Regions from separate parts of the Mus musculus genome. Here region 1 is linked to region 2. Evidence: chromatin contacts called from ENCODE Hi-C or POLR2A ChIA-PET data. All regions are on one chromosome and are shown on one strand. The core of a region is the stretch at or near the end of the contact, and the rest is flanking DNA. Distances in the headings are between cores, read along the strand shown.

Region 1 (4,316 bases), core at 1,678-4,177, 240 kb after region 2:
GTCGCAGGTGCAGGCCCAGATCCTGTTGAGTGAAGCTGTGCGTGGCGGGCGGCTGGCAGCGGGCTGCCGAGGCTTCTAAAGGTAGCAGCCATCTGCAGTGTGATAAAAAGCCCCACGGATGATAAATAGACAAGTCACACGTTTATTGGATTGCAGCTCGGGAGCAGCCACTTCGGGTTTGGCACTGCGCTAACGACAGATTTCTGCTTCCTTTGCAAGGCCTGGCCTTGGGGGAGCTCGCCAGCAGTGGTGGCTCCCCCCGGGTGGGCAGCGGGGAGGAGCTGACCTCAGCTGCCCCCAGGCCCCACCCCACCTCCCAGCTACCTCTGGAGGAACTTGCAGCTGACACCAAAGTCACAAATGGTCATTGGACAGGTCTTCTGACCTCTGTGTGTGAACATCACATCTGTAAGATGGGCTCGCTCACTGCCTGCTTGCCAGATCCTGAATACTGCTCGCTGTGACATTTGGAGCCATTCCCGGCATGCATACGGTGAGCATTATGTCACCACAGCCCCTCATCACGATGCCAGAGAGCTCCATCCCCCACCGAACCTGGCATTGCACTGTTTGGGGAGCCTTTCTGGGAATGACCCATAGACCCAGACCTTGACTGCTCTCTCTACTGTGGGCCCAGATTAGGAGTTCTGGGGGGGGCGGGTCTCCTGCTTCTGCCCTGGACTGTGAGAAATGGCAGGAGCTGAGGTACTCCGCACCTCAGCCTCCCATCCATCAGTGAGGTATAGGACAGAGCCTGTATCGATATAGAGAGGCCCAGGGCACTCGTGGGACAGCCTCCTCGGGAGGGATCTGGCATCGCTAGTTGGCTCCCCTTTGGGAGTCAGTGCTGGGTCCAAGACAGATAACAAGGCTCCAATGAACCCCTGGGCTTGTGAGGAGGGACGGTGTCCGGGTGTGGGCAGCCTTCTCTGGGGCCAGTTCTTTATTTGATGGTGGTGAGGTCTATAGCCCCAGCTCAGCTGGAGCCACATGAGCGAGGCCCATGAAGGCAGTTTTCACAGGGTGGTGCCTGCTCTTGACCTCTGGCATCCTTACCCTTGGCAGAAGAGCACATTTCTCTAAGCCTGTTTGCTCTTCTGGCCTACAAGTTCCCTCAGGGCCGGCTGCACCCTCCCTCCCCAGGCTCTGTCACTGCAGAAGCTTATAGTTCTCAGGCACAGCTCCTGTCTCCTCCTCATCCATCCCAGAGCCTAGAGCCACCTCTACAACTCCATGGCAGGGGCCCTATAGGCTGTAGCCTCTCATTTTAGCCAAGACCTGGAATGGGTCCTTGGGCAATATGGCCTCTCACTTCCAACTCTCTGCCCTGCGTCAGCCCGAGCTCCTGCTTGCTGCACTGGGGATTTGGTGAGCAACGTGCAACCCCCACACTCAGGGGCTACTCTCTCTGTAAGGATTCTTCACAGGGGCTGAGGAGAAGGCTCAGTGGGTGAACTGCTTGCTATGCAAGCATGAGGACCCCGGTATGATTACCCGAGCACCCACATAAAAGATGGCTGTGTGGCGAGTCTGTGATGCCACCACCACTGGGGAAGAGGAAAAGGCTGGACGCCTGGAGCTTGCTGGCTGGTGAGTCAGGCCTGCAAGCTCCAGCTTCAGTGAGAGAGCTTGCCTCAGAAAAGTCAGGAAATGTCAACCTCTGGCCTCCACACCCATGCACACACACACAAACACATACACACACACACACACACACACACACACACGCTCCAGCCATCACAGCCCCTGACCCCCCACCCCACCCCCAGTGGCTGGAGAAGCCCCTAGAAAGGGGTTCTCATAAGCTTATAGTGGTGGAAAACTGGGGCACCTAAGTGCAGGGTTCAAATCTCAGCTCCGTTTATTTGACCTTGACCCAGGTCTCCTCAGACTTCAGTTTTCCCACCTGGAAAGGGCAGCTGTAAGGACATCTTGAGAGGACAAGAACTAGGGATGAGGTGGGGGGGGGGGGTCCTTAGTACCTGAGTCCCTGTCACCTGTCACCACATCAGCCCTGAGCATGGTGCATCTTACCCGGAGCTAGAAAGGTGACCCAGACTTGGGGAGCTACACCCGGGATTGCACAGGGTTCTGAGCTGGGACTGAATTAAAATCTTGTTGTCCCCGTCCCGGTCTGTCAGTCTGTCATCGTCCCACCATGTTCCTCTCCCCCCCCCCCCCCCGCCCCCCGCCCTCCAGTGTCTGAAGCACATGGAGGGACAGAGAAGAAAACTAAACTGGGATTCAGGCTCCCACACGCCTCCATAGGCACAGCCTTCAAGCCATATGGTTCATGCTCAGTGACGGACGACCCAGAGAGCTCAAGGGATCTGTTCAGGTTGCATAGCTTCTCTCTGCCAGCCACCATGCTCCTGTGGTGGGTCAGAGTCACAGCATGGACACCTTGGAGCCTGCTGAGGCATGACTAACAGACGTCATGGCCGAGAGCAAAGATGCGGTGAACAACAGTGAGCAGAGTCAGGCAGCCTAGTGGCTGCCCAGAGATGGCCCCTAGACTGGAGTGTCTGACTTTGCTGCCTGCGGGATCCCCTTAACTTCCAGCTCCACTGCTTTTTTGGGGAAGCCCTTAATCCTGGTTGAGTATCTCTGCTCCTCCTGTGAGATGAAGACGTGGGCTGCCCCTCTTGTGGGACTCAACTGGCCTTCTGGATCTTTGTAGACTAGGTGCTTTCAAGGTGACGTTAAAGTAACTCTCAGTTATGCGGTGTGAGCATTCCAAAGGCAGCTACAGCTGCAAAGGGGACGGGAAGGGGCGTTTATTGAGCATCTACTGTGTACCCAGACACACTACAGCACCATATAGGGAACATGTCACCCAGAGAGACAAAGCGAGGAGTCCAGGAGGGTGATACCCACTAGCATCAACTTCTAGTACTTTCTAGGAGATTCGGACCCAGGTCTATGGTCATTTCCTCTCCCTCCTGGCAGGGCTGTGGAGGGACTTCCGGGTAGTGCTGGCGACCAGCCTGGGCAGTCCACCCCATGCCCTGAAGCCTGGGCAGGAGCCCAGGGCGCCTCGAGGGAGGGAGGCAGGCAGGCAGCAGCTGCTGCCCGCAGGTGAGCCCTGGCCTCTCCCTGGGCCTCCTGGAAGAGCCTAATGAAGTGCAGCTGTGAACTCCGGTTTTGGGTCAGGAAGGTAATATCTCATCTCTCCACACAGCAATCGAGTGGAGATCCGGAGCCTTCTGCCTCCCCGTCCCCAACCCTTGGCAAGCCGGAGAGCTGCTCAGGGGCTGTCAATATTGACTCTGCGGAAGGCAGGTGGCGGGGCGTGCGCGCTAGCCAGGCAAGAATCAGAGCCCGAGCTACCCCCAGGGGCCCAAGAGGTGGGAGCAGGGAGCAGCTGGTCGGGTGCCTCTGGAGGACCCTGGCTGTTTTTCCTCTCGTTTTAATTGCTCTTGGTGACTCTAACGGCAGCCGATTTCACCTAGCGGCAGCATACTGGCTCTGGCCCCCGCCGCGCACCACATCTGAGCCATTCAGAGGCGCCAGGCAGCTGTTCCCGGCCTAACCGCCTTTTCCGGATGGTTCCTGGCCTGGAAGGGCCCGGGTAAACAAAGCCAGGGGCGGCTGGGAAACTAAGGGCCTCCCTGGGACCGTGGCCAGCTGCTGCCCAGGCCCAGGAGGCGTGAGGGCTGAGCAGAGCCCTGGCTTCTACAGTAGGCAGTGGTCACCACCCTGCCACACCAAGCCAGTTTTCCTACAGCCCACAGGCAGGCGGTGAGCGCTTGCCAAGTAGGATAGATTGGATTTGAGCACGCAGCGGCAAGCCCCGCCCCCTCTTGTGTGATCAAGGCGCAGGAGCCTGTTAGGCCTGTATTCTGCTCAGTTGAGATGTATTTAATGAATATCCATGGGCTTTGAGGAAGTGGCCAGGGCTGGCAATGCTCTAGGGGGCAGCATGCCTAGCTGTCAGAATAGCTGCTGTGTGATCTTGGAGGGCTAGCTTGCCACTTCTGAGCCTGGTGGCCTCTAGGAAATGTGAGAGGTGGCTTTTAAGAGCCGCCCTGATACTTTGTTATTGTTAGGGAAGGCAACTACGTTTCCCCCACGGGGAATGAGACACAAATAATGATGAGGCCTCCAGCCCTGCTGATGCGGCTCACCAGGGCTCCCAGGGTGGCCCCGGGGAGGCAGAGCTCAGCCTCAGCCCCAAGACCTTCCCTTCCAGCACAGTGAGGCCCTTGTTTATTTCATGATCCGCTCTCATGTAGATGTCTTACCGTGTTTTTAAAAGCCAGGTGTGGTGACACACACCTGTAATCCTGGTACTCAGGAGGTGGAGGCGAGGGGAT
Region 2 (4,019 bases), core at 184-2,683:
TGAGTTTTTATCTGCCAGCCCAGCTCCTGATTCAGTGAGAGATCCTGTCTCAATAAATAAGCAAGAGCAATCGAGGGGACACCCAGTGTCTTCCTCTGTCCTCTGCACAGTGTGCACAGTGTTAGAGACACACACATACATAATTAATTTATACTCATAATTAAATTTATACTTAATTTATACTCCCTTCCCAGTGTCTTGCATCTTGCAGTCCATTTGGTACCAAGGATGCTCTGATAGGGAGTTGTGGACAGCTGTGATGGCTGTCACTGGATGCTACACGATGCCATCCGACCCCATCAAGCTCCCTGCGGAGTACTTGGGCTCTCTATCACCCTTACTCCTCTGCCTGGTCCCTTCTCCCTCCCACCAGCCCTGGGCTCCTCCACAGAGCTCTTTGCAGACCACTGACCACCGCATGCCACACGCTTGCCTTCTCTGACACACCTCCAGGGCTCATGCCGCCTCCCACACCCCGCATCCTGCCCACAGCCAGCGTTAGTGACAACCTGTGTGCTCAGTCTTCATAAGGGTACAGGAGGCTCCTGAGGCGTCCTGTCACAGTCCCCTCCCCTCAGCCCCAGGTCTTTCCTGTCCCTTGCTGCCCTCCCTTCTCTAGAACCCAAGCCCCTCTTGTGGCCTCTAGTGGTGGCCACTTGGCAGACCCCATAAGGAGCACTGTCTCACGCCTGCTAATGAGCTTCAACTTTGTAGTTTGCAAATGCTCCGCTCACACTTCCCTAGAAGAGGTTGCTATTGACATTTTTTTTTTAATCAAGTAAACAAAAGCCCAGAGATGCAAAGCATCCCGCCCAAGGGCATACAGCAGGCCAGACTCCAGGATGGCTGTCACTCATACACAGTTAGACAGGCAAGCAGGCCCCGTGGGTAAGGCTGGAAGCCAGCTTTTAAAGAGCATTCTGGGTGCATCCAGGACACTGGAAGTCTGAGTCCTAGGGAGACTCAAAGGCAATCAGGGAGGGCAGGTGACAGGGAGTCTGGGGCCATTAGAGGGAGCAGTGTCAAGGTCTGGGGCCTGGGTTTTTGGAGGGGTTCCTAGGGGGCAAGCAAAAGCAGGGAACAGACCAGAGAGTGGCTACACTTGCTCTTCACGCAGCACAGGTGAGGCCGACAGATCGCATTCTGGTAACCTCTATGCTTCAAGCCCTCCCTCCACTTTGAGAAGGGATGGCAGGGGGCTCACCTGCCCTCCTCCCCGATGTGGCAGAACGTGAGGATCCCACCTGCATACCCCTCCCAGCAGCGCAGGCTGCTCACCTGGAGAGGACGACGTTCATTGTGGACAGAGAGAGGCACCTGCTGCCAGGATCTTGGGGAGGATAAGGACAGGGCCCCAGGGGTCCCCTAGTCAGAGAGAAGGCAGCTAGTACTGGGCCCAGCTGTGTGGTCTGGCTAAGCTCAAGGGACTCTGCTGCCTGGTTGCCAGGCAACGGGCCATCCCCAGGCAAGCCCTGGGAGGAGCCCAGCTGGTTGCTGGGCAACCAGGGCCTCCCCTGCGGGGTGAGGAGGGCCAGCTTTGCCTTGGGGCTTAACCACTCTCTGAAATGAATTGGAAGTGGGACACAGAACCTCCACATGCCTTTGAATATGGTGTTCTTGGGGGTTCAAAGTGCTTGTAACCACCAGGAACGGACAGGGAGATCCCCGAAGGGAGCTTGCCTGGGACTTCACCCTGGACCCTGCTGTGTAGAGTCTCCTCCACCCTCAAGGCAGAAGGCCCGGTGGGCGGGGCGTGGGAGCCAGTGTCACTGAGGGTGGGGGGAGTAGACGGTAAAGGGAAGCGGAGAAGGTGAACCAAAGGAGTGCGGGGGGGGGGGGTGCGGGGGGACAGGCAGCAGCTCAGAGGAGTGCCTAGCGAATCAGGCAGTCCTGGGCTTCCCAGAGTATGCGACTCCCACTGTTAGACTTGGGGAAGGTGACTCCAGCGTCAGAGCACTAACACGTTGAGAGGTCTGCGGGTCACAGCCCCCGCCCCGCCCCGCCCGCCCCGCCCCGCCCCACTCGCCCCGCCCCACTCCCCTTTTCACTTAAGGTGCAAAGCAGGCCTGGTGGTGGAGGCAGAGAACCCAAGGCAAGATATTGATAGTTCCACGGGACGCCTGTCACACTGGGTCGTTTTTTTGTGTGCGTCCCAGCTCCATCATGCTGGGATTTGTTTTAAACACTTAGTAAGGCAGAAACATTACGGTCAGCTGCTTCAGATTCAAACCCCACGCCTCAGCTCTGCTGTGTGGCCTGAAAGCAAAGCCCTGGTCTCTCTAGTCTCCTAGACAATCGCCCAATAGGAACTGGAGCCCCTGCGGCAGGGATGAGGAGATAGGTGGGCTGGGCACTGGGAGCCGGGTCCCCTGTCCAGCGAGCCCTCAGAGCACACCTGAGTGCTGGGTCTCTGTGGCACATGTGTTATGCTCCCCTTTTGGGGGGCAGGGACAGGTTTCCCCAGACAACACAAATCTCTGTGTGTCCTTTACGGTACTGTGCCCTCTGTTTAGGGGCAGCCATGGCCCTGAACTCCTACCGGGGCTGTGCCAGTCCTGTGATTTTTCTCTCTGAATGATGCTCTGTGTCTCCTGGTCCGTAATCCCTCCCTTCTGAGGTGTTAGCTGAATTGAAAAGTGTCTCCCCAAAGTACATGTCCACCCTGGGTCTCAGAGCATCGCCTTACTGGAAACGGGGTCTCAGCAGACAGGCTGAGCAGATGAGTCACTCCGGCATGGGAGATGGGGCTCATTCAGAGGCTGCTGTTCCAATCTGCAGAGAATCCGCCTCCTGTACCCATTGACGGACTGTGGCTTTTCTGTCTGTGGGTGAGGGATGCCAATGCCCCAAGAATATGGCCAGCTTCTGGAATGCAGAGGTGACTGAATCCCACCTCTGATAGCCAGTGGTGGACGACTACATCCCTGCCTCAGTCTGTCTGGGGTCTTCTCTATCTTAAGGAATCGGTTTCCTCCAGACCCCAGCTATTCCAGTTAATCAGCTTCGTCCCTGTCTGCCCTGTACTATAGCCTGTGACCACCAGAGGGCGACAGAGACCACACTCCAGTCCTCCTGCTTAGGGTGGCGGGATTGCAGAGGGGACACAGGAGACTGGAGACACAGGTATGGCATAGGTGTGGAGGACAGACTGTGCGAGGTCTCGTCATTGGCTCTCTTGGAATCCTTGGAAACCTTATGAATTTGAAAAAATGAAAACTGTCTCGGGCTATGCAGAACTAAGACATGGGGGTCAGAGTGGAGGTTGGCCGACTGGAGAGTCACCAACCCGCATTGTCCAGGGTGGCCACTGGAGGGCGCATATTCTCTGTCCTTGTCTGGTTCTCTGTAGTCCCTTTCCTGTCTTTCTCTGTGTCTCCGTGTTTCTCCTTGTTTCTCTGTCTTTATCTGTGTCTGTCTCTGCCTCTCTCTGTCTCCCTCTGTCTCTCTCTCTGTCACTGTCTGTCTGTCTGTCTGTCTGTCTGTCTGTCTGTCTGTCACTCTCTCTCCCTTCTCACAATAGATGCACATCTTGCTGAGCCATGTGGGTCAGGTACACATAGCATGAGGCCCAGCTTATATCTCAGGAAGGCAAGGACACACATCCTGGTCACTCCCCACCCAAGAAAGGAGCCCAGCTACCATCTGGCATTCGCCATGCTCACAGTCATGTGTGTTACATGGGATCCTGTCATATCTGTAGGAAGTTTTCCCTCCAGTCCCGGGGGCATGTCACATGGCAGTCCAGGTGTCCCCCTCTTGCTCCTGGGTCCCTGTGGTATCTGTGAGGCAGTCTCTGGCAGCTACGTTCTTAAACAACTAGGAAAAAAGAGGGGGAAAACTCAAGTTGAAAACCCAATGCCAACTCCCAGCCGTGGTCCACAAGCAGAAAACCCAGGACGACTCTGAGCAGAACCTGAGGGCTCAAGTGCCTCTCAGTTAGGCTTTGGCCTTGGGTGTGCTGTGTGACCTGGGCAGTCACTGTCCCTCTCTGGGAAGCTCTGTGAGGCTCTGGAGTAGGA

What was found. A loop is a pair of places that touch in the nucleus more often than their neighbours do. ChIA-PET counts read pairs that join two places held with the same protein, here RNA polymerase II (POLR2A).
Region 1: a loop to region 2 is called in a map of heart, with 2.1 times the contacts of the local background. The contact joins the enhancer-like site here to the promoter of Cibar2 in region 2. A Hi-C loop is called at or near these places in 1 of 37 maps with a recorded cell type or tissue (heart). POLR2A ChIA-PET finds 5 or more read pairs at or near these places in 1 of 5 experiments (embryonic stem cell).

The regions. Positions count from the first base shown.
Region 1 is chr8:120,413,349-120,417,664 of GRCm38, forward strand. It overlaps a transcript of Gse1 not described here. Among named protein-coding and RNA genes, the nearest start is that of Gm39264, 70 kb to the left of the region's middle. Within about 2 kb of position 2,928, at least 1 of the 3 ENCODE cell types and tissues checked has a DNase peak (open chromatin) inside an H3K27ac peak, as active enhancers do; it is heart, where a contact is called at or near this core.
Region 2 is chr8:120,176,036-120,180,054 of GRCm38, forward strand. It overlaps Cibar2 (CBY1 interacting BAR domain containing 2), which reads right to left and starts at 1,434. Exons shown (of 9, transcript NM_001033980.2): 1 at 1,279-1,434. The coding sequence starts at 1,298.